2 separate regions of the Homo sapiens genome follow, and region 1 is linked to region 2. Evidence: chromatin contacts called from ENCODE Hi-C or POLR2A ChIA-PET data. All regions are on one chromosome and are shown on one strand. Each heading gives the region's core, a stretch centred on a gene start or an enhancer-like site at or near the end of the contact. The rest is flanking DNA. Distances are from core to core; before and after follow the strand shown.

Region 1 (5,107 bases), core at 1,857-4,356, 280 kb after region 2:
GAGCCACCATGCATGTGCACGGCCAGCACATTCATTTTCTATACATAACTGTCTCCCAGCTCTTCAGGCCAACTTACCTGATAATGATAAAAATAACTAAGCTGCCATGGATTGGGCAGTGTGCCAAGTGCTCCATGTATATTACCTTACTTAGTTTTCACAAACTCTATGAGGTAGGTACCACTATTATTTACAGGTGAGGAAATGGAGGCTCAGAGAGGTTAAGTGAATTGATCCAGGCCACACAGCTGGTAAGCGCCAGAGCCACTAGTGGACGCCAGGTCCAGCCAGCCCCCAGAGCCCATGTGCTGAGCCACTGTGCTATACTGACTCCCACTTAATTCTCTCTTCTGGGTTGTCCCAAAGACCAAGTTCGGCTGGCCAATTTTCCAGGACCATCTCTCATGGCACCTGGAGGCTTGTAGGTTCCTGGAGGACTCTCACACCTCCTTCCCACCCTTCTCCAGATTCTCCAACTCCCTCTTGAGCAGACCCGGCCCCACTCTGGGGCACCCTGCCTTCCTGGGACCTGTCGTAACAGTCACCCACTCTGCCAGGGCCTGGCTGACCCAGGCTGGGGACCGTGGGACCCCTCTGGGCAGTGCCCCCCTACCTGGGCCCAGGTGGGTATGGATTTCTTTCTTCTGGGCCATTGCACCCGCCAGAAGGTGCGGTGGGAGAGGCAGGCCCACATTTCAGAGGGCCTTGCTGCCCCCATGTGGCATGAGGCTGTAGCGGCTGCAGCCTCCTCTTCCCTCCCTCCTGCCACTGCTCCCGAAGCCAAGGCTTTTGCAGGGTTGAAAAGGAAGAGAAAGAGGAGAAGCAGGAATGTGAGAGAAATGAGGCAGAGGGATGGGCTAGGGAAGAGAGAAGCCCTTCTGCGTTACCTGGAAATGCAGCAACAATAATAACAAAGCCAATGTTAGGAATGTTTAAAGGCAGCTGCCACATAGCACTTTTTATAGCTTGTAGACTCTCTCATTTAATCCTGGCACTTACATCAATCTGATTAGTAGCTATTATTAGTTTTATAGGTGATGATCCAAGGCGCAATTATTTGTTCCCCAGCTAGTAGGTGACAGAGCCCAGATTGAATCTGACTCCAGAACCCTAACCACGATATTCCCCTGTCTAGAAGGAGCCAGTTCTCTCCTGCAACCCCCACTGCTCAGCCTCTAGGAGTTCCAGCCACCAGCCACCTGCACCCTCCCTTCCATGTGGCTTTGCCCTCTGTTCTTCTCCTCTCCACTCTCTCTCCAAGGTCCAAGTGGTCAAGGTCATCCCAAGGGTCTGCTGGGACCGTGTGTCCTTATTCTGTGCCTTGCTGGTCGCCAACCTTCCCCATCTGCCAAGGACTGATGTCCAGCCCAGGCCCAGGTGCAGGTGCCCAGGTCATTTTTGCCACTGAGTAAAGGGAGACAGAATGACAGGGTAAATTACCAACCACCAGAACACCATGGAGCCAATAGCATCAATGCAAGTGAAGTATATTTATCTGTTGGCCTGAAAACATGTCCTAGTATATTGTCCCATTAAGCAAAAAGCAGGTTATAAAGCTGTGTACATTAAGAAACATTTTATAAGTGAAACAAAAGTATTCTCCGTTTCTATGCAGAGAAAAAGGATATTTGCCAAGATGTTAACAGATTATTTTTGCTGTCTTCTCTTGGCTTATTTTTGTTTTCTCTTTTTCAATGAACACCAATTAGTCACATGATTTTAAAAAGCAATAAAAATAAACCAATCCCAGACGGATTGTACTTCTTCCTGTCCTCATTTCTACCCCGAGTCTCCAAAAAAAAAAAAAAAAAAAAAGAAGAAAGAAAAAAAAATCACAGTGCCACATGCCCAGACCTTCCCTTCTCCCTCCTATCATTTCAATAACTCAGCTGGGTAGGGAGCGTCTCTACCTACCCCAGGAAGCCTTCTGAACTTGACTGACAGGAGAAGCCCATGCCCCAGGGGCATTTTCTCACTGACCATGCCAGGGCCCTGGAGGACAAGCCAGAGCTGTCCATGGCATTGCTCCTGCAGGTGATGCTGCCTTCTGAGGGCAAAGCGCTCTGGGACGGGTCGGCCCCGCTCACGTGGGTGTGCAGCCCCAGGGCAGTGGAACAGTGCAGAATCCTCGCTCCACTGCTGAGGTTACTATGGGCAACATCTTGGCAAAATGAAGAGTGAGGGGGAAGAAATCACAGAAGCTCCTGATCATCCATGAAAGAAAAAGCAGTGCCTCAGGACTGGGCTATGCCAGTGCCTTCCAGAAGGCTTTGAAGAAACTGGGAAGGAGATGGGGACTGGCACTTCCTGGGCATCTACTATGTACGTGCCCTCACAGACGTGATCTCACCCCTCATTACACACCTCCCATGGTACGGATGATGCCACTGAGGCACAGGAGGCACACATCCACACCAGACCATAGGTGCCTTGGCTTCTAGTGTCTCTGCTGCTTAACGTGGTGTCCTGGAAACGTCTCTGGATAGAAACACTGGTATCTTCTGGAAGCGTCTTCTCCTCCCCGTGCGGTACATTGCTCAGACTCCATAGAAGGCCAGCTCTCCTAGAGCCACAGAAACTCCTCCATTCTGGAGCAGGAGCTAGGCACATTCCCAGAAGGGGGCTGCCCCTCCTGAGCCCTTGCTAGTTTAATGATATAAGTTGTTGCTAACTTCATCCTATCTGCCTTTAAAATAGCAGCCATCAGAAAGGCAGCCCAGAGAGCTGGCCTGCAACCCAGCAGAGCCTAAAGGGGGCCTGTAATGTCACGCCGACCCCATCTTCAAATCACACTCCCTGTGGTGGCCATCCCTAGAGACCTACAAACAAAAGCTCCTGTTCTTGGCAAGCCTCTTACAAGCAGGACAGATGCAGGAATTGGGAGTCAGAAGACCACGGTGTTCTTCCAGCTCTGAGCCCAACCATCTGGGTCACCTTAGCTGAGCTGCTCCTTCATGTCCCCAACCCTTCTGTTCATACAGCATGATGGTGTAGAAAGGGGTCCAAAGGGTGTTGCTGAAGAATGCTCAGCCCCCTGGCGCTGTGTCTGTACTAAATAAAAGTCTGGTAACAGATTCCAAGTCCCTGAGTATCCTGGTTTGGCTGTACTCAGTCGAAGCGTGATTGATAGTGACATCCTGTGGACACAATAGGTAACTGCATCAGCTTGGACAGAAGCCAGAGGATGACATCCAGCTTCCCTCATTACATGGAGAGGAGCTGATTGCAATTAATCACACTCATCATCTTACACAGGGAGCTGTCTTAGAGCTGGGAAAAAAAATTAGAAAAACAACCTTCAAGGCCAGGCGCGGTGGCTCACGCCTGTAATCCCAGCACTTTGGGAGGCCGAAACGGGTGGATCACGAGGTCAGGAGTTCGAGACCAGCCTGGCCAACATAGTGAAACCCTGTCTCTATAAAAATACAAAAAATTAGCAGGCATGGTAGCGGGCACCTGTAATCCCAGCTACTAGGGAGGTTGAGGAAGGAGAATCGCTTGAACCCGGGAGGCGGAGGTTGCAGTGAGCTGAGATCATGCTACTGCACTCCAGCCTGGGCAACAGTGCAAGACTCTGTCTCAAAAAAAAAAAAAAAAAAAAAACCGTCAAGCCACAGATTTCTCTGCCATCATCCTCCAAGTTACATCTATTTCGTTTAAATTTGTCTGTCTTCAAATACTGGCCTGATACAAGAGTCTAGTGACCATGGAGGGAAAGTAATGTCAATAGCAATGTTAAAAGCAGAAAGATGTAATGGGCAGTTTACTCTTGCCATGAATTTCACATGCATTATCTCATTTAATCTTCCCCCAAACCCAAGGAGGTACATGTTCTTATCCCCAATTTTCAGATGAAGAACCTGAGATGCGGTGCACAAGGAAAAGCTATGTTTCAAACCTGGACAATCTGTCACCCGCCTGTCTTAGTCCATTTCGTGTTGCCATAACAGGATACCTGAGACGGGGTAATTTATAAAGAAGAGAGGTTTATTCAGCTTACAGATCTGTTGGCTGGGAGAATCAAGAAGCATGGCCTCAGCATCTGCTCAGCCTCTGGTGAGGGCTGCGACATACAGAAGGTCAAAGGGAGAGTGAACACTTGCAAAGAAGGGAAAACCCAAGGGGCATCCTGGCTTTATAACAACCCACTGTCTTGGGAACAAATCCATTCCTACAAGAATCCAGTCTTGCCAGGGTGAAAACTCACTCTCCACTGTGAGGATGGCACTAAGCCCTTCATGAGAGATCTGCCCCCATGACCCAGACACCTCCCACTAGGCCCCACCTCCCACCACCACCACACCGAGGGTCAAATTTCAACATGAGTTTAGGTTGACGCAACCATATCCAAACCACAGTAGACTCCATTCCCTTTAATCACCACTTTATGCACCTTCACTGCCTCTTGTGTCTACCTGGCCCACCCCATGCCATGGTAATCCCTCCTTCCTAGAACACTGGAGAAAATTCCACTTCCTGGGATACTGGCTTGAATTCTCCAGACTGAGTACCTCTGAGTCACCTTCTGTGGCAGCAAGGAGGAGGTGGATAGGAGGAGCTTTAGGGTTAGACAGGCCTGGGTTGGAATCCCAGCTCTGTGCCTCGCTGTCACTAGCTGTGTGTCCTGGGGCTTGTTCTTGAACTTCACTTTCCTAGATTGCCAAGTGTGGCCCATGATCCCTTGCCTTGAGAGGGTGTTGTGAAGATTAGAGAAATCACTTGCTGCTGAGTAGATGCTCAAGAAGTGAAGGCTGTTCTCGTTGGCAAGATGTGCAATTTGACCTTGGGAGGAGCCAGCCTGGAGATTTCAGCAGGTGTCAAATTCTTATCTAACCTGTTTAGAAAACACCACTACTAAGAAGGGCTAGAGGCGGGCGGATCACCTGAAGTCGAGAGTTCAAGACCAGCCTTTCCAACATGGAGAAACCCTGTCTCTACTTAAAATACAAAATTAGCAGGGCATGGTTTTGCATGCCTGTAATCCCAGCTACTCAGGAGGCTGAGGCAGGAGAATCGCTAGAACCCAGGAGGCAGAGGTTGTGGTGAGCCGAGATCGCGCCATTGCACTCCAGCCTGGGCAACAAGAGCAAAACTCCATCTCAAAAAA
Region 2 (4,458 bases), core at 1,850-4,349:
AGCTCTCCTTTCATTCAGCTTAAGGGTAAAACCCAGACCTGTGAGAGAGGAAACAGTGTATTTCTTACTTTTCATCCCAGCCAGTCCCCACAAGATCGTGGCTAGAAGTGTAGCTTCGCACCGCCAAGACCCCCTCATTTTCAGTGGTGTGGTAGTGACCAGGGGAGGAGGAGGCATGGCAGCAGGAAAAGGAGAGGTGACCCGCAGGAATCCATAGACATCTGGGACTGTACACCAGTAAACGGAGGCAGTTTTGTTACAGGCTCCTTTAAATCCAGCTAAAGCATTACCCAAAAAAAGCACTTCAAAGTAACCAGAATTTATGAATACCTTGCATTGCACACCCTTTCATAGACGCAGTGTTGTAATTTTCATATTTAAGTCCAGCTGATATGATACCAAGTAAAGGGCCTCAGGCTTCAACAAGACAGGTTCATACACAGTGGGGCCCCTGGCCTGCTCTTGTACAAATGAGGGGCTGGGTAAGTAAGTGCTGGGGTGAGAATCTACGTAATGAGTCAGGTAGGCTCTTTGTGGACACTGGCCATTTTCTTAGAAAGCAGAAGGAAATGTCATTGCAGACTCCTGGAGGATCAGAACCCGACCTGCTTGGGGGTGGAAGGGGTTACCTCATTTCCTGCTGTCCCATTCCTCAGGCTCACAGCACGCACCTGCCTAATTTAGGCACCTGACTAACTGGGTTAGACCTTTGGGTGCAGGTGGCCCTTCTCAGAGGCCTGACGATGAAGGGGTTGAAGCTCTGCTGCCCCATTTACCAGGAGCTGGCATTTGGACCACTACCGTGGAGGTAGTGACAGGAAGCAGTCATACCAAGAACCAAGCAGAATGGCCCAGAAGCAGGCTGCCTGTAACCCTTAGTGTCTGCCAGCAAGGTGAGGGGACCAGCTGTTGAGGCCTGGCAGAAGATGAGGAGAGGCCACGTCAGGTCAGCTGGCAGGTCACCTCTCTGAGCCCCGTCCAAATGACAATGTGCACACAGATATACAAACTTTTTCCAACCCTGAGCCTGAAAGGACTTGGTTGTTGGAAGCACAAAACCTCCAAGAATTTTAAGTGTAGGCTCTGTTCTCTCCACAGCGAGCTGAGGCTTCAGGCCTTAGGGTCATAGGAGCTGACTGGGGATGGGACAGAAGTGCAGAGTTCCCTCCACAACCCATGAAGTCCACATTCTCTTGCTTCCAGCAGATCTGCACCCTCACCACCATGCTGCCATCTGGCTGGCCCATACCTGGAACAGTCTTGTCTAGCACATTTGCTCAGGAGGGAGAGGAGAGGGGATGGACCAGAGTGATGGGAGCCCAGGGCTGCAGGGCAGCTCCCCCTGGTGGACCCTAGAGGTGGCCCCTCCCACTCCTGGGAGAAGAGAAGCCACACTGTGCATTTCGCAGCCAATCAAAACACAACCCTCCAATAGAGGGCGGAATGGGGTTACCAGAAGCTGGGAAAAGCAGGGGAGGAGAATGAAGAGCAGGTGGATGGTACAAAAATATGGTGAGGACTAAGTTCTAGTATTTGATAGTACAGTAGGGAGACTATAGTTAACAATTTATTGTATATTTCAAAATAGCTAGAAGAATTGGAATGTTCCCAGCACAAGGAAAAGATAAATGCTTGAGGTGATAAATGTCCTTAAATATCCTGACTGGTCATTACACTTTGTACGCATGTATCAAAATACCATATGCAGCCCCAAAATATGTACAACTATCACATGTCAATTTTAAAAAGGAAAAACAAAACAACCAGAACATTCCTCTAGTTAGTAGCTACAACAGGGCAGGAACTGGAGAGAAAAACAAAACAAAAAAAGCAGCAGCCTCCTGACTGGCCATTTCCCTTCTTGGTCTCCAGTTAAAAGCTGCCTCTGAGCTCCCCCAGCCCCAGGCCCCCACCACCAGCCTCTGCCTTCCAAGATAACCTGTCTTGCCTGATCCTGGAAAGGCTTGTGAGAAACTTGGGGTGGTAAGAAATAAACCAAAGGAGATTCTCAAATTCTATCTCTGGGATTTCTGTTTCCTCAGGTGTAAAGGTAGAATCTGAACACCACCTAAACTGCCACCACACAGTGCCACTGTCTTTGCTAGCTGACGTGGAAGTACTGTGCAAACTTAACAGAAGTGCTGTGGAGATGCTAACTGACTGAGGCAACTAGGAGGAACCCTCCCTGCCAGGAAGAGGTTCTTGGGGATATACCTCAAAGCTTAGGGCTTTCAAATACTTCCTAGCCAATGGGCCCAACTGTCCAGCCTGGCTGGGGTAACGATCTACTCCCAACTCCTACCAATAATTCTCTGGAATTCTTAGCACCTTTTTCTTGCCAAAGCCCAAACAAAGCAATTTCAGATCTGAAAATTCTTCACAAGTAGAAGTGATTATTAACTTTAATTTCTATTTCACCAAGGAATGTGAACTGAAATACAGAGAGGTTAAGTAACTTACCTACAGTCACCAGCTGAACAGGCCAAGAGGACAAATGATGTTTCTAATTCCTAGCTGAGTTTTCTTTCTTTTCTTTTCTTTTCTTTTTTTTTTTTTGAGATGGAGTTTCACTCTTGTTGTCCAGGCTGGAGTGCAATGGCATGATCTCGGCTCACCACAACCTCCGCTTCCCAGGTTCAAGCAATTCTCCTGCCTCAGCCTCCAAGTAGCTGGGATTACAGGCATGCGCCATCACGCCCGGCTAATTTTGTATTTTTAGTAGAGACGGGATTTCTTCATGTTGGTCAGGCTGGTCTGGAACTCTCGACCTCAGGTGATCCACCCGCCTCAGCCTCCCAAAGTGCTGGGATTACAGGTGTGAGCCACCGCACCCGGCCGCTAAGTTTTCTTTTTACTAAATCAATTGAGGGGATCGCAACCCAGGTAGTGCAATGGAAGCAACCAAGTGGCTTTAAATCAATCAGATTCTCAGAGACTGATTCAGAGGCCTGGTGTGGGTTCTGGGAACCTGTTCAGGTAAGACAGAAAACCAGATCTGGTTTCAGGGCTCCCAGTGGGCATGTGGGCTTGGCTGGTCTTACTACATAGGGAGGTTGGAAGACAAAAGCACCAACAGAGGTAGGCCTAGGAAGGAAGAGACATTTTTCCAGCGACAGATGGCCCACTGCTCAGCCCTGGCTCCAGAATGCAAAAGAGATCAGAAATAGATGCTCAGCAAGAGGCATGTGCCACCCGCATCATGTCTCATGCAGCTGCCATAGCTTTAATCAGGAAAACACACATCTTATCCCACTTTGCACAGACCCTCCTGAAGTGCAGAAGATACTAGGAGGAGGCATGGGGGGAGCAGATGGAGGAAGAATGAAAAGCAGTCCAAAGAATCATTCTCTCACTTGGGAAGGACAGAAGAAAGCTGTACCCCAGCAGTGTCAAGGCAGGAGGCTTCACTCAAGCCCTGTTCCTCCCAGGCCTCACAGCAGTGGGAATTTACCTCAGCTAATAGAGGGAGATCTTACAACACATTTCTCAATCTAGATTCATGTCTTGAGACCCCACCCCAAGATCAAAAGCTCCTTAGTCTCTTCCTCTGCCCACCTCATTCTTCAGGCCCTCTCTCAAGGACCTAATCCCTTCAGGATCCTAATAAAATGAACAACATTGGGGGGAAAAAAGGTAAACCTTTATTTGGAAAAAGAGTTTAAATAACAATTTAAAACCCCATTTCACTTTCAAAACAGAAACAAGAAAGCAAGGAAAAGATAATCTATCAAGCATCTGCCCTCTGCTGTGGTTAGCCATTTTAAAGCTGCATTTCCCAGCAGAAGAGAACAGTGATGGGCCCTAGTCCTAGGAACCCACAGGGCACTGTCTTGAGACCCTTTTAGGCAGTGTCCAGGGAACAGACAGACAGAATGAATGGTGGGGTGTAGACAGACCTGGGGCTCAGACAGGCACATGCCCAGTACCCAGGAAACAAAGTTTGAAAATATATACACATAGAAAAATAAATTCCCTAGAACCTAGGCATGGAAAGCTTCTAACCATGAATGCAGCAGCACAATGCAAACTGGGTCTTTGGCTTTCAAAAAAAGGAAAGAACCTTAACCCCTGGCTTACTGTCCCGAACTCAAGTCTCTTGACCACTGTCTTCAGTCCCACTTTGGAGGTCGAGTGAGGCAAGAGCAAGTCAAATCTACCAGGGCCAGCAGCCACTCTGACTTAGGGAGATGTGTGGAGGGGCTGGCCCAGGATCTCCCAAGGCCACACCCCAGCAATGAAAGATTAAGGCATGCAGGTGACACAGTGTGGACTAAGGAGTCCCCTGAATAAGCCAGGGTACCCTTCTGTTAGGGGAGGGAAAGCAGACGCAACAAGCAGCTGAGGCCTTGCTGGACAGAGCCAATCCGCAAGTACTGCCACTTCAAATTCTTGGACCAGTTTTGTCCAAGGCCACCTTTCTGCTGAGGCAGTTTGGCCTGAGCTAAATACCAGGGTTTT

What was found. A loop is a pair of places that touch in the nucleus more often than their neighbours do. ChIA-PET counts read pairs that join two places held with the same protein, here RNA polymerase II (POLR2A). Pooled maps may share reads with other maps.
Region 1: a pooled map shows a loop between it and region 2 (5-fold over the local background). The contact joins the enhancer-like site here to the promoter of VASH1-AS1 in region 2. A Hi-C loop is called at or near these places in 1 of 168 maps with a recorded cell type or tissue (mammary epithelial cell) and 8 of 50 pooled maps. POLR2A ChIA-PET finds 5 or more read pairs at or near these places in 3 of 52 experiments (GM12878, activated CD4-positive, alpha-beta T cell and activated naive CD8-positive, alpha-beta T cell).

Annotation. Positions count from the first base shown.
Region 1 is chr14:77,067,710-77,072,816 of GRCh38, forward strand. LINC02289 (long intergenic non-protein coding RNA 2289) reads right to left here. Exons shown (of 3, transcript NR_110553.1): 2 at 4,001-4,063; 3 at 1,471-3,137. It overlaps LINC02288 (long intergenic non-protein coding RNA 2288), which reads left to right. Exons shown (of 4, transcript NR_110554.1): 4 at 1-1,794. Among named protein-coding and RNA genes, the nearest start is that of LINC02289, 5.9 kb to the right of the region's middle. RefSeq lists a silencer at 517-811 and an enhancer at 781-840. Within about 2 kb of position 3,107, at least 12 of the 41 ENCODE cell types and tissues checked have a DNase peak (open chromatin) inside an H3K27ac peak, as active enhancers do.
Region 2 is chr14:76,783,625-76,788,082 of GRCh38, forward strand. It overlaps VASH1-AS1 (VASH1 antisense RNA 1), which reads right to left and starts at 3,100. Exons shown (of 2, transcript NR_104184.1): 1 at 2,461-3,100. It overlaps ANGEL1 (angel homolog 1), which reads right to left. Exons shown (of 10, transcript NM_015305.4): 10 at 2,385-4,458. RefSeq lists an enhancer at 1,198-1,247.